2 separate regions of the Homo sapiens genome follow, and region 2 is linked to region 1. Evidence: read pairs that join two places in POLR2A ChIA-PET (ENCODE). Cell type or tissue: IMR-90. All regions are shown on one strand. Links, peaks and the distances in the headings refer to the core of each region. The heading gives the core; the rest is flanking DNA.

Region 1 (10,623 bases), core at 1,853-9,852:
TGTTAGCCAGGATGGTCTCGATCTCCTGACCTTGTGATCTGCCCGCCTTGGCCTCCCAAAGTGCTGGGATTACAGGCGTGAGCCACCACGCCTGGCCTCAAACTTTTTTAAAGATGATAACTACCTCCTTCTTTTCCTCCCATTTTTCTTCCTTCCTTCCTCTTTCCCTCCCTCCTTCCTTTTTAGGAAATCAGGTCTTACTAAAAAAACTCAGGCTCAAGTTAAAAGCAGAGGTGCTCTGGCTAGAATGGAGACAGTGCCCCAGAATTGCGCCTGTTTGCTCAGCTCTATCTACCCCGAGGAAGCCCTAGCACCCTAAGGAATCCAGTTTGAAAGACAGTGATTAGGTTTTCTGACGTATTCTACGTTGTAGATAGCCTTAATCAGTAGCCCATTGTTGAAGCAATGTTTAAGACCCCCAAATTTTAATACAGATGATAAAAAGAAGAAGGATCTTGGCAGAATTTTAAAATCCTGCCATAAAGCTGGGTTTTCTTAACATCAGCACTACTATCATTTTGGGCTGGATAATTCTTTGTTGTGATGGGTGGGGGGCTCTGTTGTATAGGATGTTTAGCAGCATCTCTGGCCCTACCAGATGCTAGCAGCACCTCCGCATTTATGATAAAAGTTATGATAAATTCCAGACACTGCCAAATGTTCTTGGGGAATAAATCATCCCCAGTTCAGAACCACCGCTATAAAGGGGTGTAAATCCATATCCCTGAATCCAATGAGTCCTGGCTTCCAGCTTGTTAAACTCATCAGCTAAGGGGAGTACCTACTGGGCTGTCTAGCTGTAGTAGTTGCTGTATTAAGTTTATGATCTCTGTTTTTTTTGTTTGTTTGTTTGCTTGTTTTTTTTTTTTCAGATGGAGTCTCACTCTGTCACCAGGCTGGAGTGCAGTGGCATGATCTCAGTTTACCGCAACCTCTGCCTCCTGGGTTTAAGCGATTCTCCTGCCTTAGCCTCCCAAGTAGCTGGGACTACAGGCGCGCACCACCACGCCCAGGTAAGTTTTGTATTTTTAGTATAGTAGAGACGGGGTTTCACCATGTTGGCCAGGATGGTCTTGATCTCTTGACCTTGTGATCCACCTGCCTCAGCCTCCCAAAGTGCTGGGATTACAGGCGTGAGCCACCGCGCCTGGCCAAGCTCTGGTTATTTTCTTACATAGGAAAAAACCTATCGCTGACTTAGCAACCAAAGCCTCCATCGTTAGGCAAGGAATAAAATAAAACCAGCACGCTTTTTCCACTGTGATTTTTAAAAGTCATTAAAAAATATCTTTTCCCTTATGTACAGAAAAATTGGAACAGAAAAATATCTAACTTGCTGAGCATTTGATGGGAAAAAGTAAAAGATAACTTCCATTTGGTACACAACTTATTGTACATAGAGCTATGATTTGAGGAGGCATCTAATTTCTGAACAAATTCACCAAGAAATACCATCACTTAAAGTCATTATCGCAATCATGCTGCAGTGAACACTCTATACAAAATGGCCAGGTCATTAAACATCAAAGATGGAAAACAAGCCAGCAATCTCTTCTGTTCTCTTCAAAGTGAATGCAAAATGTATGTATCTTTTTTGTTTTTTTTTTAATTTTCATTTTTTCTTAAATGCAAATCAAATGAATTTCTGCTTTAGGATCTAAATATTTTAAAGACTGTTGCTTTCTCCATCTAAGTGACAGGTAAGCAGCATTCAGTACACTCTGGAGAACAGCACTGTCCTATATCATGTATGAGCAAAGACAAGCACACTGACTTAAGGAAAATGGGCTTCCTCTGCAAGGGGCAACATTATTTTGAGGGGTAATCCCTCTAGAACTTGCCTATACAGGTGTGCCTGGCCTTAAGAAACCTGATTTGGGAAAAGCTCACCAATTCAGACTAGTGGCAGACCAGCGGGAGATTGAGAAATAACCTTTAAAAATATCCTTTAAAATACATATGGAGCCTTAGACAAGGCCAGCACAGATACCGTAAGGTCTTTCTTTAGTGCTAAGAATGACCACATGGTGAACTTGTTTTATTTTAGCTAAATTATGCTTCTAATATTCTTGAAAAGTAGTAGCCTCTGTATTTACACACACTCCCTTTCAGCCTGTTTATATGATTAATTTACTTTTAGTAAATCTTTTTTTTCTCCACCATAGAGTACAAAGATAAACTTTAGTTAAATCTTTGTAACAGTGTTCTCAATTTTAAATTAGTGACATTTCGATTAGTAACACTTTATGAAATGTGAAATGCAAAACCTTCTAAATAGGTAAAATTGCAGGAGGTAGGGCAAGTAATTATGTCATAAAAGGATGATCTTTGTCAGCAGGCTCTCCTAGTACATTTAAATGCATGTTGACAGGGCACAAGCTTGTGTGACACACAGCCCAGGGGAATGCAGAGGCTCCAGGAAATGTGGAATGTATGTTTTGGAGGCCACGCTCACTGCAGAGCTTGGAATCACACACTCCTGGGCATGGGGGCCTTCTCTGTGTTCTCCAACACGCAGCATCATGCTTGACACAGAACACACACTCTGTAAATACCTGTTGGCCAAATGAAGCAGAAAACAATGGCAACATGGAGCACCCTCTGCCAAACTGTGACTGTTGGAAGAGCACTCTCGAAAATACATCATCTCTTAAAGCCAGGCACAGCTATATGGCTCTCACTTGTCCCAGATCCCCAGACGACACAGACACACTTACAGCCCCACAGTTGGGCATTTCACAGATGAAGGAGCCTGAGGGCTGGCCCAGGGCCTGCAGGGGCGGCCCCTCCGTGGGAGCCAGGACGGGGACGGGTGGTGGCTCCGGGGACTTCGGCACCTCACTCTCTTCTTCTTTTGTGGATTTCCTATCTTCTTCCGGGTCCTCCTCCTCCTCCTCCTCTAACTCTTCTTCTTCTTCACTTGTCTAGTGTTAAGGTAATAAAAGCAAGAGGGGAAAATCCCCAAATGGCATTCTTAGTGATGAACAGAACTCACAGATCAACAGAGGAGAGAGGGGCAGGATGCTGGCGCTGTGTTCCTTTCTTTCTGCATAAGGAATGGTGGACAGAGCCTGTTAGGCGTGATCCTCAAAAGGTTGGTCTCCGGATGCTTAGGACTTCGAGGTCAAGGAAGTAAGTCCCCTGCCCCACTTCGGGACCCCTCATCACTTATATAAAGATATGGTGAGGCAGAGAGGAGCAATTTCTACATGCAAGGATTCCCCACCTTGTTCGAGACTATCAGATCTTAAAATGACTAAAACTCAGGCTGCGTCCTGCCTGTAAGTAGCTCTGTCTCCTCACAGAGGTGAAGAGGGGTTTCCAGCAATAACAATACCATGGAATCCCCCTTGGAGAGAGACTAAAGAAGGACCTGTGCTGATTTGTTTTAGAGGCTTTATAACACACCATGCAAGATACTGGATTTGACCTGCGGTGTGCAGAAAGCACGTGACTCAAGGGGAGCTCCACTCTGGTCTTGTCAGAAAATAGAGTGAAAGGAGAGAAAATGGAAGGGGAGATTCCCTTTTATTTGTCATGTGCTTTTCCTTTTGTCTCTGACCATGGGCTTAGAAAAAGCAGTGTATTCAATGTTTCTATTTATTCATTTTCTCCTACCAGAGGCATTTAATGAAAAAGAACAAGAAAAACTTTTCCTATGAATAATGATCTCCTCTGCTTCTATGGCCACTCTCCCCACTTCAGAACAGCAGCCATGTGGAGAATTAAGCAGAAGGTCCCTGCCCTCCTCAAGGTTAACAGAATAGTAAGTTACTGGAATAGCTTGGAGTGGGTGCCCTGGGTGTGCTGGGATGGAAGGGCAACGATCCAGGAGGCTCTCATTCTCCCCTTGCTTAACTACTTTATTCTGCTCTCTCCAACCTTCCCAGGGTAGGGGTGAGGGCTGCTGGCTCCTGCAGGCCCCAAAAGGGCTGAGGACCAATCAGCCTCATTTCAGCTTTTATTTTACAGTTTACAAAGTGCTTTCACATTTACTATGCCACCGAATAGGCTGTAAACAGACCTGTCGTTTTATAAACGAGGAAGGAAAAGGCATGTCCAGCTGCCCCTGACCTGGCAGGTCATTTGTCTCTGCTAGGCTCTCTGCATAACTCATCACTTAATGCACGTGGGTTCCAGTCTACTCTACCCCTGACAGTGATATAAGTCTGGGGAGCCTATGATTCTTAAAGCCCAGAAGCAAGACTTTCCAAGAAGGATAAAGATTTCTGAAAGTAGTGATACCCTAGGACCCAGAAAACATAAGCTTCCTCTCTACAGTTTGGATTTGGGGTGTGTGTGTGAGAGAGGGAGACAATGCCAGTATGTATGTGGCATTTAGTAGCCCCTCACTGTTTCAGTATTGTCCTTATTTAATATCACATACATGTATACTTGCGATGCAGTATGAACAGGGTGTATTTAAGAAATGGCTTCAGTTTCCATTGGTAAACAGGATTAATTAGTAATGATCACATTTGTTAGAAGACCTCAGTGAACACTGATGTAGGCCTAGTACATTTGACAAAGTGGTTTATGATCTAAGCAGCCAGCCTCTTACTAGTATAGAACATACAGGTTGATTTCACTTAGGTGGTCTTATTTCTGTAAGACTCCACCATCTTTCCACCCCAAAGAGTTTCAGGTAAAACCATGTTATGTCAAACTGGGACTTTGTGGTCTCAAACATTAAGTAGCCCATGGCCTACAGTTTGGCATTTAAAAATAATTACACACAACAGATGACAATGCCATTTGTTTCATGGTATTTGTTATAATGACAATTTTCTCACAATGCCATTGTTTGGCTTAAACATTCTTAGAAGAAATGTTCCATATAGCCACAAAATTATAAGTCACACTGTACCATGATTATGTATGTCTCAGGAATTTAGATAGGTGTTATTTCAACTGGCAATCTATAAATCACAAAATGATTTACCATCAAACCACATGGCTCACCAAAGTGACTAAGAGATACAAAAATACAAGAACAAAAATCTTAACATGTAGAACTTCGTAACAACAAGTTGGTCATTTTATGATATATTGTGAAACAAAACACTTACTATATTCCAAAATTAGAAGGTGGGCAAATATGGGGGTGGGGAGGAGGCCATACATTTAACATGGTGCTCAGACCCTCGAGTGTCCACAATAAGAGTTTCTTGAGGAGGATATTTTTATTTCCCAAGCATGCAAATGGAATTCATATTATGAGAAATTGGTAAGTCAGAATACAAATGCTCAACAACCCAAATCTGCTCAAAGACACAAATTTGTGTGTTAGTCACTAATAATAATGATGACGATGACAACATTGAATGCCTGCTGAGAATCATGCATTTCACACACACACACACACACACACACACACACACACAATTTCTAGTTCTCATAACACTGTAAAATTTTTTCATTTTTAAACAAATGAGGAAATTGACCCAATAAATAAGTTTCTCAAGGTCACACAGCTGGTAAAAAAGTTGAACTGAGATTCAAAACCTGGCCTATCTTATTCCAAAACCTCAACCTTCTTCACTCTTTGGTCTGGCTGCACATGTCCACAGGTGCATGTTTATCCATCTGTAAATGGCTTAGAGATCCTAAATCTCTCAATATTACTGGAACCAGCTGCTTTGAAATGCCAAAGGGAAGGAGGATGTTTCCCAAGGCCCCCATCAATGGACTGTGCTGTAGGTAACTGTGCTGACATCATGGTGAGTTCTACCTTTGCCCTTGGAGCCCTGATTGCTGTTTTCCACAGTCAGTTAACTGCCTCAGTTGGTTTCTTGAATTGTGCTAAATTTTGATCACAGCCAGCCCCATATATTTGTCCTGAGTCGGGGAGCATGAGCACAGGCAGGGGACAGGAAGGTGTGGCCAGCACCTTCTCCTCTCACCTCATTAACAGAACCCATCTTGGCTCCCTGCCTCTGCTTCCAGTCACACTGCCCCTGCTGAGTGAGCAGCTGTGCTCTGTTGACCTCCCGGCTACTTAGCTAAAGGGCAATCATTCCTTTCAAACCTCCTTCTTTTCCCCTCTCAAGTCCTCAATAATCCCTGAACCACCTGAGCATGTTCCTTCATGTTCCATCTGGAGGGAAATGGTCACCCGCCCTTACGTAAAACATTGAAGATACATGATCAGGAGAGCTATCCCAGGTGTCCCAGGCAGGCCCCGAGGACAAAGAGTAGGACCACATCTTAGGACTGTGCCTTGCACACCCTCCCCAGGCGCACCCTCCCCAGGATCCCCATGATCCCAATTTTTCATCTCCACTCGGCAAACTATGCTTAGAAGGCTGACTGTGCACACAGTGCCCACAAAGGAGCTGTGAGCTGCCATATTGGCCTTTAATCAAGATTTTCTTGTTTTTTTTTTGTGGGCCTGAGTCATCTCTGCACATAAGCCTTTTGCTCTCCCTAAGCTCACAAGTAATGAGGGTGTGGACACTCCTGGCCCAGCCTAACACTGGCTCCTGGTGAATAAACCCAAGAGGGTGTGGCCCCTTGGGCACCCTCTTACCCTCTCCTCCTTAATCTGAAGCTTCACGCCGGCCTGGGTCTCCCTACCCATCTTCGAAGCCCAGGCAGTCCGAGACGGTGCCTCTGCCTTGTGTGGAAACATCTTTGTTAGTGTCACTCCTCTGCTCAGCATCCCCTTGTTCATTCCATCTCCCTCCAGTGAATTCACAGAAGGAATGTTTATGAATCAGAGCAACTCCTATCTTCGAAAAATATTCACTCATTCATTTAACAAACATTTATTGAGTGACTGTATTATGCCAGGCACTGTGCACTGTCCTAGGCACTTGATAACACCCAAGCCTAAGATACACCAATTTACCTTAGAAGACCATATTCTCTGATTTTGCCCCTCTTCCAAAACACGGCACTGACAGAGCCCAGAACATTCCAGAATTGGAAGGGACTTTCTAAATCATTTAAATCATCTGGCCATTTTACAGACCAGCAAGCCTAGGAGCAAAGCCTAGGTCTTCAAGGCTAGGAATCTTTGTGCTTCCTTGTTTACTGTCTCTTCTACTCATTTGGAAAGCAATGCTCTGTGTGACCTGGGGCAAGCCCCTTCCTCTCTCTGGGTCTCAACTTTCTTCCTGTAAAATGGTGAAATTGGGTGAAAGAGTCCTTAACGCTGCATCTAAGACTTTCTGGATCTCATTGCATACTGCTTTTAAACACTCTTGGGGTTCATGGTGTATTTCCACTTACATGTGTTATATCTTCCCAACAAGGACATATGTTCTGTGTGGTCGGGGGAGAGGAGGGAAGGGCCATTTAACATCCCGGGTTACCCACAGCACTACATACACATTGCTGTTTACATTGTGGGAGTTCAACTGCTTTTAGTTGACTGAACTGGAGGAGAGCATACTGTTTTTTGTTTTTTGTTTTTTTTTCTGAGATGTAGTCTCACTCTGTTGCCCAGGCTGGAGTACGGTGGCGCAATCTCTGCTCACTGCAACCTCCACCTCCCGGGTTCAGGCAATTCTCCTGCCTCAGCCTCCTGAATAGTGGGGACTACAGGCGTGCACTACCACGTCCAGTTAATTTTTTAGTAGAGATGGGGTTTCACCATGTTGGCCAGGGTGGTCTCGATCTCCTGACCTCGTGATCCACCTACCTTGGCCTCCCAAAGTGCTGGGATTACAGGTGTGAGCCACAGTGCCTGGGTGATCACATGTTTTTTAAAACATTAGGCCACAAACGAGCAAAAGACTATTCTGATATCATACATCACTACTTAAATGAGTCAAACAAAAGCCCTGGTCACAAGAAATCCTGAATGTAGAATACTGCCATCTCTGATTGAAAAAAATAGCAATACCATTCTATTCTACAGATTTCTACTTTCTCTGTTATTTGGGCTCAAATATAAATGTATTTATGTATGTATATTTCATAGCTAGGATCAATTATTAGTTAGAAGCATAGGCTTTGAAGCATTAATGAGTCCAATTTTTTTTTTTCAGATGGAGTTTTGCTCTCGTTGCCCAAGCTGGAGTGCAATGGTGCAATCTCGGCTCACCGCAACTTCTGCCTCCTGGGTTCAAGCGATCCTCCTGCCTCAGCCTCCCGAGTAGCTGGGATTACAGGTGTGTGCTACCACGCCTGGCTAATTTTTTGTATTTTTATTAGAAATGGGTTTCACCATGTTAGCCAGGCTGGTCTCGAACTCCTGACCTTAGATGATCTGCCCACCTTGGCCTCCCAAACTGCTGGGATTACAGGTTTGAGCCACCGTGCCTGGCCAAGTCCAAATTTTTTATACTTCTTTAAGAAAATGTGTGGCCAGGTGCAGTGGCCTGAGATTACAGGGGTGAGCCTGTAATCCCAGCACTTTGGGAAGCCAAGGCAGGAGGACTGCTTAAGCTCAGGAGTCTGAGAACAGCCTGGGCAACAAAGTGAGACGTTGTCTCTACAAAAAATTAAAATATGAGTGGGGCGTTGTGGTGTGTGCCTGTAGTCCCAGCTACTCAGGTGGCTGAGGTGGGAGGATTGCTTGAGCCCAAGAAGTTGAGGCTGTAGTGAGCTATGATCATGCCGCTGCATTCTAGCCTGAGCGACAAAGTGAGACCCTGTCTCAAACAAACAAAAGAAAATTTGCATCTGACTGCTCTTAACTACACAAGGGAATCAGGCTTAACAACACGCTCAGCAGCTGTGTGACTATGGCCAATTTGCTTAAGCTCTGTGCTTCAGTTTCCTACTGCATAGAATTGGTATTAAATGAATTACATTGGATTAAATGAGTCAATATTTATAAAGTCCCTAACACAATGCCTGGCACATGAAAACTGCTGTTTCACTGTCTGTTAAAGAAAATAACACACATACATGTGCTAACCCTTACAACTGGGGCACAATTGGGAATGAAAATATAATTTCAAATATTTACATAATTCATGAATTCCCAATACTTTCACTGATGGTGACAAAAGCTAGAGTTTAGTAATGTCAGACATAATTTTTATATACACATATATGGTAGGTAATGTTTTCCACAGAGTGTGAAAAGGAGATTTCCCATGGCTATGGATGCAGGGTGGAGAGTTAATTGCAAGGATCACAAGTGATAGTAATCATCAAAGCCACACATACAGGGTTCAGAGACTAGTTAGGTCTTCTTGTGTCTTTGGTACGTACTTAATGTGCAGTTGACTGTGGACTGTCTGCTAATGAAGGAAATCAATACCAGGGATAATGGTGATGTAAGGATTAGAATCATCTACATGCAGCGAATTAGTTCCTTAATGATGGAGGGTTCCTGGCACTACCTAGAGGTCAAAGCTCCTCTTGCTCATGCTTTACAGACTGTGGCAAAATCCCAGGGACCCTTTCTGAGGCACATTATGGGCTCAGGTCAGTAGCATCTATGACATGGAAAGATCAAAAAAGAATATTCCAGGGGGTCAGGACACCACCCAATCATAAACCAACAAACCCAAGGCTGGGACCATCCTTGGTTTAATTCTTCTGGCTCCTAGCTGCCTTGAAGCGGGCACCAGCCCTCACCTCTGTTTCTGAACACTGAGCTACAGGCCAAACCTATGGACTTCTTTCCTTTAAACCTACTCAGGAGGGTAGGTCCTGAATCCTGCAGGAGAGCTGGGCTGTTGTCACCTCCTTCCTCTGGCTATCTTGGCAGCAAAGCCAAACCAAACACCAGCTACTTACTAACCTGGGCCTGGGGTGGGAGCTGTCCCAGCACAAGCAACAACTTAGCAGCTTCACTCACCACACAATCGTCGATGATTTCTGCCAGGCGTGTCCGGTGTTTCCGCCCCAGCCGCATGATCTTTTTCCACGTGTAGTAGTACTCCACGCACTGAGCCACCGTCTTGGACTTCACCTGCCGGGAAAGCGAACTCAAGGTTAGCTCCAGCAATGGGCAGAGAGCAAAGGTAGCAAGCATTTTTGAATATTTAATTTTGTAATAGGGTAATAAACAAGTTTGTACAGTTCAAGAAAAAAATGTACCTGGTGAAAGGCCTCCTTCACACGCCTGTCCTTACCCCTCACCCTGCAACACAGGTAGCCCCTTGCATTAATTTCTTTGGCTACCATTCCAGATTTTTTTTTTTTTTTTGAGACGGAGTCTTGCTCTGTCGCCCAGGCTGGAGTGCAGTGGCGCAATCTCGGATCACTGCAACCTCTGCCTCCCAGGTTCACACCATTCTCCTGCCTCAGCCTCCCGAGTAGCTGGGACTACAGGCATCCGCCACCATGCCCGGCTAATTTTTTGTATTTTTAGTAGAGACGGGGTTTCATTGTGTTAGCCAGGATGGTCTTGATCTCCTGACCTCGTGATCCGCCCACCTCGGCCTCCCAAAGCACTGGGATTACGGGCGTGAGTCACTGCGCCCAGCCTTTTTTTTTTTTTTTTTGAGATGGAGTCTTGCTCTGTTGCCGAGGCTGGAGTGCAGTGGCACCATCTTGGCTCACTGCAACCTCCACCTCCGAGATTCAAGCAATTCTCCTGCCTTAGCCTCCCAAGTAGCTGGGATTACAGGCACCCGCCACCGCACCTGGCTCATTTTTTTCTATTTTTAGTAGAGATGGGGTTTCACCATGTTGGCCAGGCTAGTCTCGAACTCCTGA
Region 2 (10,623 bases), core at 1,586-9,585, 760 kb after region 1:
GTGAGTGAATGAGTGAACGAGTGAATGAACAAATGCACCAATTTCACATTAGAGCTGAAAAGGACCTTAGGGTCTAACGTTATCAGTTCATAGATGGGAAAATGAAGCCTGAACAGGTTAAGGAGTATGCTGAGACCAACTGCTATGATTTATCCACTGCCTTTCAAACAAATATGCCTAAGACAATGGGTCTATTACAAGCAATCTGGGAAAGGAGGGTGTTGAGTTCACCTTGGGCTGTTTGGTGAAACGCTGCTCAGGGTTCACAGGTATGAGATGGCAGCAGGAATTATCCATGATTTTGTAGAAATGTACCCACGTCTGGTATGGCAGGGGTATGGGGAAAAGTTGGAGCTAGGATGTGAGGCTGTGGTCTTCAAAAGCTGTTTGGCACAGTCCTTCCCTTGCCCTTTTTCTTTTGAGATGGAATCTTGCTCTGTCGCCCAGGCTGGAGTGCAGTGGCGCGATCTTGGCTCACTGCAAGTTCCATCTCCTGGATTCACGCCATTCTCCTGCCTCAGCCTCCCGAGTAGCTGGGACTACAGGCTCCCGCCACCACGCCTGGCTAATTTTTTGTATTTTTAGTAGAGATGGGGTTTCACCATGTTAGCCAGGATGGTCTCGATCTCCTGACCTCGTGATCCACCCGCCTCGGCCTCCCAAAGTGCTGGGATTACAGATGTGAGCCACCGCGCCCGGCCCCCTTGCCCTTTTCTTGTCCGGAATTTTGGGCTCTTCTAGCCAGCTTTGCTCTGTCAGGCATTTGCCAGAGCCTTTCTAATTGATCTAATAGTTATAGCAGCTGACATTTATTTTATAGAGCAGTTACTTTGTGTTAGTTTCCTAGGGCAGCCATAATAAACTACTACAAATAAGCCCGGCATGCTGGCTCACACCTGTAATCCTAATGCTTTGGGAAGCTGAGGTGGGAGAATTGCTTGAGGGCAGGAGTTTGACACCAGCCTGGGCAACATACAGAGACCCTGTCTCTACAAAAAAATAAAAAATAAAAAATTAGCTGGATGTGGGGGCATGTGCCCCTGTACTTCCAGCCACACGGGAGGCTGAGGCGGAGGATCGCTTGAGTCCAGGAGTTCAAGGCTGCAGTGGGCCATGATCGTACCACTGCACTCCAGCCTGGGTGACAGAACGAGACCTTGTCTCAAGAAAACAAAACAAAACAAATTATTACAAATTGGGTGGCTTAAAACAATAGAAATAGGCTGGGTGCGGTGGCTCACACCTGTAATCCCAGCACTTTGGGAGGCTGAGGCAGGTGGATCACCTGAGGTCAGGAGTTTGAGAGCAGCGTGGCCAACATGGTAAAACACTGTCTCTACTAAAAATACAAAAATTGGGCTGGGCATGGTGGCTCACACCTGTAATCCCAGCACTTTGGGAGGCCGAGGCGGGTGGATCACCTGAGGTCAGGAGTTCAAGACCAGCCTGACCAACATAGTGAAACCCTGTCTCTACTAAAAATACAAAAATTAGCCAGGCGTGGTGGCACATGCCTGTAATCCCAGCTACTAGGGAGGCTGAGGCAGGAGAATCGCTTGAACCCAAGAGCCGGAGGATGCAGTGAGCCGATATTGCACCATTGCAACCCAGACTAGGCAACAAGAGCGAAACTCCGTCTCAAAAAAAAAAAAAAATACAAAAATTAGCCGGGCGTAGTGGTGGCGCACCTGTAATCCCAGCTACTGGGGAGGCTGAGGCTGGAGAATTGCTTGAACCCAGGAGGCGGAGGTTGCAGTGAGAGGAGATCGTGCCATTGCACTCCAGCCTCGGTGACAAGAGGGAAACTCTGTCTCAAAAAACAAAAAACAAACAAAAAAAGAAATACATTCTCTCTCAGCTCTGGAGGCCAAAAGTTGTAAAATTAGTGTCGGCAGGGCCATGTCCTTCTGAGGTTCTAAGGAAGAATCTGTTCCACATCTCTCTCCTAGATTCTGGTGGCTTTTGACAATCTTTGGCATTCCTTGTAGATGCATCACTTTAATCTCTGCCTCTGTCTTCACACAGCATTCTCCTCCATGTGTCTCTGTCTCTGTCCAAATTTTCCTCTTCTAAGGACACCAGTCATATTGGACTTAGGTTTCACCCCAATCCAGTATGATCTCATTTTAACTTGATTACATCTGCAAAGACCCTGTTTCCAAGTAAGGTCACATTCACAGATTCTAGGTGGACATGAATTTGGTGAGGGGAGGGGGTAGGGGACTGGATACTGTGCAACACTATGTACCAGGCACTGTGCTAAGTACTTTGCATACATTGTCTCATTTAACCTTCACAATACTCCCCTGAGATTCCTTTATTATTATTATTCCCATTTCACAGATGAAACTGAGGCTTAGAAATGTTAACTGGGCACAGTGGCTCACGCCTGTAATCCCAGCACTTTGGGAGGCCGAGGAGGGCAGACCACCTGAGGTCAGGAGTTCGAGACTAGCCTGGCCAACATGGTGAAACGCTGTCTCTACTAAAAATACAAAAATTAGCCTGGCATGGTCCAGCTACTTGGGAGACTGAGGCAGGAGAATTGCTTGAACCTGGGAGGTGGAGGTTGCAGTGAGCTGAGATTGTGCCACTGCACTCCAGCTTGGGGGAGAGAGCAAGACTCTTGTCTCAAAAGGAAATGTTAAGTAGCTTTTATTCAGCCAGTAAGGCAGTAAGGCAGAGCTGGAATTCAACCCAGGTCTGTGTGACTCTGGAGTCTCTTGTGGTCTTGAATGAAGTGATACTGCTGGCTCTAAGATTCTAGAAGTGAATCCTAGAATGGAAAGGAGCCTTGGGAGATCAGGTGAGACCCCACTGACCTGCCTCTGCAGGTAAGGGTCTTTCTTGATCTGTCCTTGGAAAAAAAAATTCAATGTCCTCACGCCTGTAATCCCAGCATTTTGGGAGGCCGAGGCGGGCGGATCACCTGAGATTGGGAGTTAGAGACCAGCCTGGCCGACATGGTGAAACCCCATCTCTACTAATAATACAAAAATTAGCTGGGCATGGTGGGGCATGCCTGTAATCCCAGCCTGTTATCCCAGCTACTCGGGAGGCTGAGGCATGAGAATCGTTTGAACCTGGGAGACAGAGGTTGCAGTGAGCCAAGATCACGCCATTGCACTCCAGCCTGGGCAACAAGAGCAAAACTCCATCTCAAAAAAAAAAAAAAAAATTAATGTCATAGACTCCTCTACGTGCTGAGCCCTGTCCTGAGTCTGGGAGTAGGGACAGAGGGAGGAATAAATTTTCCCACACTTCAGCTTGTCCTCTCTGAGGCCAGAGTTGTTACTCTAAAAACCTTCTTGGTCTTATCAGTCCTCTACTTAAAAACCATTTTTGGCATCTCACTGCTTACAAGTTAAAATCCAAACTCACTAGCATGGCACCCTCAACCCCTCTGAGCTGGCCCCACTCTTCTTCTAGCACCAGTCCTGCCTTTGTGTCCCACCGAACTTTTTCTTTCTTTTTTTTTTTTTTTTTTTTTGGAGATAGGGTCTCACTGTGTTCCCCAGGCTGGAGTACAGTGGTACAATCATGGCTCACTGCAGCCTCAACCTCCTGGGGCTCAAGGGATCTTTTCCCCTCAGCCCCCTGAGTAGCTGGGGCTGCAGGCACGAGCCACTGTGCTCAGCTAAGTTTTGTATTTTTTGTAGAGATAGGTTTCTTATTATGTTGCTAAGGCTGGTCTCGAACTCTTGGACCGAAGCAATCCTCCTGCCTTGGCCTCTGAAAGTGCTGGGATTACAGGTGTGAGCCACTGTGCCCTGCCCAACTTCCTATCTTCTGATATGACAACCCCTTTATGACTCAGGGTGCTCACAGATGCAGTTCCACTGGCCCGGACTGCTTTATTTCTCCTGTGTCTTTTTTTGCCTATTAAACTCATGTTTATTCTTTTTTTTTTTTTGAGACGGAGTCTCGCTCTGTCGCCCAGGCTGGAGTGCAGTGGTGTGATCTCAGCTCACTGCAACCCCTGCCTCCCAGGTTCAAGCGATTCTCCTGCCTCAGTCTCCCAAGTAGCTGGGACTACAGGCACTCACCACCACGCCCAACTAATTTTTCTCCTTTTTTTTTTTGGGTCTCACTGTGTTCCCCAGGCTGGAGTACAGTGGTACAATCATGGCTCACTGCAGCCTCAACCTCCTGGGCTCAAGGGATCTTTTCCCCTCAGCCCCGAGTAGCTGGGGCTGCAGGCACGAGCCTGTGAGAGTGAGACAGTGAGACAGTCTCACTGTCGCCCAGGCTGGAGTGCAGTGGCGCCATCTCGGCTCACTGCAGGCTCCGCCCCCCGGGGTTCACGCCATTCTCCTGCCTCAGCCTCCCGAGTAGCTGGGACTTTCTATTTTTTTTTTTTTTTTTTTTAGTAGAAACGAGGTTTCACCATGTTGGCCAGGATGGTCTCGATCACTTGACCTCGTGATCCGCCCGCCTCGGCCTCCCAAAGGGCTGGGATTATAGGCATGAGCCACTGCACCCGGCCATTTAAACTCATGTTTATTTTTTAAGAGCCAAAAAAGGGGCCAGGCGCGGTGGTTCACACCTGTAATCCCAGCACTTTGGGAGGCCGAGGCGGGGCGGATCACGAGGTCAGGAGATTGAGACCATCCTGGCTAACATGGTGAAACCCCGTCTCTACTAAAAAATACAAAAAATTAGCCGGGCGTGGTGGCGGGCGCCTGTAGTCCCAGCTACTCGGGAGGCTGAGGCAGGAGAATGGCTGAAACTGGGAGGCGGAGCTTGCAGTGAGCCGAGATGGCGCCACTGCACTCCAGCCTGGGTGACAGAGCGAGACTCCGTCTCAAAAATAAAAAAAAATAAAAAAAAAATAAGGGCCAAAAAAGAAAAAAAAACAAACAAATCAAAAGCCACCTCTTCAGGGATATCTTCCCTAATTCTTCCAAGCAGAGTTTACAGCTCAGCCTTCTCTGTTCTTGCATTTTCCTTGTTCAGTTAGCTGCATTTGTGTCTGTCCTGCCTAGTGGACTGTGAGCTCTTTGATGGCAAGGGCCATGTCTTAGTCACCTTTTAATCTTTTTTTATGGTATAGAATTTGCATATAAACTTTTAATCTTTAATGCTTAGCATGATGTTTAGTTAATAATTGAAGGAAGGAAAGAATTAAGCAACACTAGATGGAGCTCTGGATGTCACTACTGGAGAGAAGGCCTCTGATTTTTGGGATTTTAAACTAAAATGATCTTCATTTATTAGGCCAGTTAATTCATTATGCAAAAGAGATATAATATTTAATCTTTGCATTTTTTCTGGTAATTGTATGTTTCATCTTTCTCTTATATTAAATACTTTCTATAGTGCTTAAATTATATTGTTATCTCTTTGTTTTTTTATGTATTTATTTTTGAGACAGACTCTTCCTTTGTTGCCCAGGCTGGAGTGTCTTGGCTCACTGCAACCTCTGCCTCCCGGGTTCAAGTGATTTTTGTGTCTCAGCCTCCTGAGTAGCTGGGATTACAGGCGCCCGCTACCACGCCCGGCTAAATTTTGTATTTTTATTTATTTTATTTATTTTTATTTATTTATTTTTTGAGACGGAGTTTCGCTGTTGTTTCCCAGGCTGGAGTGCAATGGCGTGATCTCAGCTCACTGCAACCTCCGCCTCCCGGACTGAAGTGATTTTCCTCCCTCAGCCTCCTGAGTAGCTGGTATTACAGGCATGCACCACCACATCTGGCTAATTTTGTATTTTTAGTAGAGATGGGGTTTCTCCATGCTGGTCAGGCTTGTCTTGAACTCCTGACCTCAGGTGATCTGCCCACCTCAGCCTCCCAAAGTGCTGGGATTACAGGCGTGGGCCACTGTGCCTGGCCGTTTTTATTTTTATTTTTATTTTATTTTATTTTTTGAGATGGAGTTTCGCTCTTGTTGCCCAGGCTGGAGTACAATGGCGCGATCTCAGCTCACTGCAATATCTACCTCCCGGGTTCAAGCAATTCTCCTGCCTCAACCTCCCAAGTAGCTGAGATTACAGGCGCCCGCCACCATGCCCTGCTAATTTTTGTACTAAAAGTACATTTTGTACTAAAAGCTAATTTTGTATTTTTAGTAGAGACAGGGTTTCACCATGTTGGTTAGGCTGGTCTCCAACTCCTGACCTCAGGCGATCCGCCCACCTCAGCCTCCCAAACTGCTGGGATTATAGGGGTGAGCCACCATGCCCAGCCAACTTCTGTATTTTTAGTAGAGACGGGGTTTTGCCATATTGTCCAGGCTGGTCTCGAACTGTTCTCAAGTGATCTGCTGCCTTGGCCTCCCAAAGTGCTGGGGTTACAGACGTGAGCCGCCATGCCAGGCCCCTATCTCTTTATTTATATTTGAATATTTGGGTTTTATTTATATATATATATATATATATATATATATATATATATATATATTTTTTTTTTTTTTTTTTTTTTTTTTTTTTTTTTTGAGACGGAGTCTCACTCTGTCACCCGGGCTGGAGTGCAGTGGTGTGATGCTGGCTCACTGCAACCTCTGCCTCCCGGGTTCAAGCAATGTTCCTGCCTCAGCCTCTTGAGTAGCTGGGAATACAGGTGCGTGCCACCACGCCCAGCTAATTTTTGTATTTTTAGTAAAGATAGGGTTTCACCATGTTGGTCAGGCTGGTCTCAAACTCCTGATCTCGTGATCTGCCTGCCTCGGCCTCCCAAAGTTCTGGGATTACAGGCATGAGCCACTGTGCCCAGCGTGGGTTTAATTATTAATGATGGCCGTGTTCGGAATAGGCTGGACCAGGATAGGTTCAGAGTAGGCACGTTTAGTTGGAATTTTCTGAGTATGAGTGTCGTGTGGAAATTCACAGTGCCACTTGATTGCTGGAGGCCTGAATCTAGGAAGGCTTCTTGGAGTATGGATCCTGTTGAGAGTTTGGAAGTGAAAGTAGTAGTACTTCAGGCAGAAGAGATGGCCTCTATGGAGTCCCAGAAGTGAGGGCCAGGTATGGTGGCTCACACCTGTAATCCCAGCACTTTGGGAGGCTGAGGCGGGTGGATTGCTTGAGCTCCAGAGTTTGAGACCAGCCTGGGCAACATGGTGAAACCCTGTCTCTACAAAAACTACAGAAAAGTAGGCCAGGCACGGTGGCTCACGCCTGTAATCCCAGCACTTTGGGAGGCTGAGGCAGGCAGATCACTTGAGGTCAGGAGTTCGAGACCAGCCTGGCCAACATGGTGAAACCCCGTCTCTACTGAAAATACAAAAATTAGCCAGGCCTAGTGGTGCACGCCTGTAATCCCAGCTACTCAGGAGGCTCAGGCAGGCGAATCGTTTGAGCCTGGGAGGCAGAGGTTGCAGTGAGCTGAGATTGCACCACTGCACTTCAGCCTGGGTGGCAGAGTGAGACCCTGTCTCAAAATAAATAAATAAATAGAGTCCCGAAGTGAAACTGGGCAGGACAAAGTAGCGAGTAGAGGACAGATTGGCCAAGTTGCCTTTGGTCAGTGTCCACCCCTGCTTTGATGGCTGCAGAAGCTTCTCAGGGGACTCACTTGCCTTCTACCCCCAACCCAGGTGAATGCACAAGTTAGTGGCTGGGGCTTTTAAGAGAAATGGTTGAATGCCCATGAGTAGTTGACATATCCCCCACCTCCCTCTGACATGCATGTTTCCTAGTGAAGGGTGAATAGACAGCGGATACCTCATTGGGGCTTGGCAGCCAGGGGCTTCGCTGGCAGAAACAGCTGTCTCTCAGATGCTTCTTGTGTCTGGATCTTGGGAGCCAATGGTCCTTATAAACCAGGGCAGCTCAGTGGGGTAGGGGGCAGGGCAGACTAAGCCCATTCAGCTGCTCTCCAGCCACTCTAGCCTTCAATAACACAATGCTAGTGTAGAAAAGACCTTAGATATCAGCTCATTGGGTGGTTTTTATTTTGTTTCATTTGTTTTGTTTTGTTTTTTTCTGAGATGGAGTCTTATTCTGTTGCCCAGGCTGGATTGCAGTGGCACGATTTCGGCTCACTGCAACCTCTGTCTCCCAGGTTCAAGTGATTCTCCCACCTCAGCCTCCTGAGTAGCTCGGATTACAGGCCCCCACCATCACGCCTGGCTAATTTTTTGTATTTTTAGTAGAGATAGGGTTTTGCTATGTTGGCCAGGCTGGTCTCCTGACCTCAGGTGATCTGCCCGCCTCGGCCTCCCAAAGAGCTGGGATTGCAGGCATAAGCCACCATGCCTGGCCATTGGTGGAGCATAAGACCCCCTGTTCTCTCTAAACCTTACCGGAATAATCGTTGGGAAACCACTGATCTAGTCCTGCCACCTCTTTTTTTTTGAGATGGAGTCTTGCTCTGTCGCCCATGCTAGAGTGCAGTGGCGTGAGCTCGGCTCACTGCAACCTCCGCCTCCCAGGTTCAAGCGATTCTCCTGCCTCAGCCTCCGGAATAGCTGGGATTACAGGCGCCCGCCACCACGCCCAGCTAATTTTTGTATTTTTAGTAGAGACGGGGTTTCACCATGTTGGCCAGGCTGGTCTCGAACTCCTGACCTCCTGATCTAGCCACCTTGGCCTGCCAAAGTGCTGGGATTACAGGCGTGAGCCACCACGTCTGGCCACCTTTTTTTTTTTTTTTTTTTGAGATAGAGTCTTGCTCTGAATCCCAAGCTGCAGTGCAGTAGTGTGATTTTGGCTCACTGCATCCTCTGCCTCCTGGGTTCAAGCAATTCTCCCATCTCAGCCTCCTGAGTAGCTGGGGCTACAGGCGTGCACCACCACACCCAGCTAATTGTTTTTTTGCATTTTTAGTAGACTCAGGGTTTCACCATGTTGGTCAGGCTGGTCTTGAACTCCTGACCTCAAGTGATCCACCCGCCTTGGCCTCCAAAAGTGCTAGGATTACAGGCATGAGCCACCGTGCCTGGCTACCTTCTTGTTAGCAGAAAACATTGAGGCCTTCCTTTTCCCTTTCTGGGAAGAATGCCCCTCTCTGGCTGCCTCCTCAGTGTGAGGTGTGTGGAAGTACAGGGTGTCTGCATCTTACCTGGAAGGATGGAGTCTTGTTGTCAGGTTGGCACTGAGCCCCTCACCCTAGTATCACTGATGTTTCTCCTTCAGACTCTGCTCCTAATGCTGTATAGCCCCCTGTTCTGAGGATTCCTGAGTTGGGGCAGGAGAGGAAGAGTCTGTGGGGAGGAGCCTGGGCAGGACCTGAGAGCTTTGGCTCCTGGTCAACCAACCAACCAAACCTTCATTGAATTCCTATTAGGTGTTAGTGCTGGGGGCACCCAGAGGGGTACAAACAGGGTCCTGGCTTTCAAAGGACTTGCCATCTAGTTAGGGGAATGACACATGAAGAGACTAAGAGGTGTCACTAGGGGGTGAGCAGTCACAGCGCCAAGGGAAGAGACAAGTGGTATCAAAAAGAGGGGGTGACACCCAAGGGCTGGAAAGATCTGAGAAGACTTTTTGGAAGAAGGTGGGACTTAAACTGAGTCTTGGAAGATGCAGTGATTTCCTAGGTTCCTGATTTTCTTCCTTTTCTTTTTCTTTTTTGAGACAGAGTTTCACTCTTGTTACCTAGGGTGGAGTGCAATGACATGATCTCAGCTCATTGCCAAGATCAAGCAATTCTCCTGCCTCAGCCTCCCGAGTAGCTGGGATTATAGGCATGCGCCACCTCGCCCGGCTAACTGTATTTTTAGTTGAGTTGGGGTTTCTCCATGTTGGTCAGGCTGGTCTTGAACTCCCAACCTCAGGTGATCCACCTGCCTCGGCCTCCCAAAGTGCTGGGATTGCAGGCATGAGCCACTGTGCCCGGCCAGGATCCCCCATTTTTAAATGAGGATAATGGACTCAACGGAACATTTGAGTTGTGCTAGCATAGGAAGGAGATTCTAGGCTGCATTCCTAAAACCTGGATATGGGAAATAATAGTAATAGTAGTGGTGGTAGTAGAAGGTACCTCTTATAAAATGCTTCTTTAGGGCTGGGCACGGTGGCTCACACCTGTAATCCCAGCACTTTGGGAGGCTGAGGCGGGCGGATCATGAGGTCAGGAGATCGAGATCAGCCTGGCTAACATGGTGAAATTCCGTCTCTACTAAAAATACGACAAAAAATTAGCCGGGCGTGGTGGCACGCACCTGTAATCTCAGCTACTCCGGAGGCTGAGGCAGGAGAATTGCTTGAACCCGGGAGGCAGAGGTTGCAGTGAGCTGAGATTGCGCCACTGCACTCCAGCCGGGTGACAGAGCCAGACTCTGTCTCAAAAAAAAAAAAATGCTTCTTTAGTGCGTGACAGAGCCAGACTCTGTCTCAAAAAAAAAAAAAATGCTTCTTTAGTGCGAGGAACTGTTCATCTCTATCCTTACGATAGTGCTATAAGGTAGGTATGGTTGTCATCCCATTTTGTAGATGAGAAAACTGAGGTGCAGACTTTCTGGATATTACTCAGCTAATAAGTGGCGAGCCAGGATTGAACCCAGGCAGGCAGTCTGGCCCAAGGTGTTATTGAGCACCAAGCTCCACAGATAAGGGTTTGGTTGTTCTTTTTTTTTTTTTTTGATTCGGAGTCTCGCCCTATCACCCAGGCTGGGGTGCAATGGCATGATCTCAGCTCACTGCAACCTCTGCCTCCCGAGTTCAAGAGATTCTCCTGCCCC

Evidence for each region. ChIA-PET counts read pairs that join two places held together with the same protein. Peaks named below come from ENCODE experiments on the same cell type or tissue, not always from the same donor. Only the 100,000 strongest peaks of a DNase experiment are listed, where the experiment ranks them.
Region 2: POLR2A ChIA-PET joins it to region 1 with 11 read pairs; 3 of 35 experiments call an interaction of 5 or more read pairs at or near these places.

Annotation. Positions count from the first base shown.
Region 1 is chr6:42,233,488-42,244,110 of GRCh38, forward strand. It overlaps TRERF1 (transcriptional regulating factor 1), which reads right to left. Exons shown (of 18, transcript NM_001395490.1): 15 at 9,761-9,874; 16 at 2,718-2,924. It overlaps LOC105375061 (a long non-coding RNA gene), which reads left to right. Exons shown (of 4, transcript XR_001744122.2): 2 at 873-1,013; 3 at 1,307-1,581; 4 at 2,929-3,017. Among named protein-coding and RNA genes, the nearest start is that of MRPS10, 21 kb to the left of the region's middle. RefSeq lists enhancers at 3,011-3,170, 8,383-8,965. In IMR-90, for the core only: no CTCF peak of the experiment used is centred there; no DNase peak of the experiment used is centred there; H3K27ac peaks cover 667 bases.
Region 2 is chr6:42,991,658-43,002,280 of GRCh38, forward strand. The region is part of intron 2 of PPP2R5D (protein phosphatase 2 regulatory subunit B'delta); the gene reads left to right. Among named protein-coding and RNA genes, the nearest start is that of PPP2R5D, 12 kb to the left of the region's middle. In IMR-90, for the core only: a CTCF peak has its summit at 5,136 (motif pointing right); no DNase peak of the experiment used is centred there.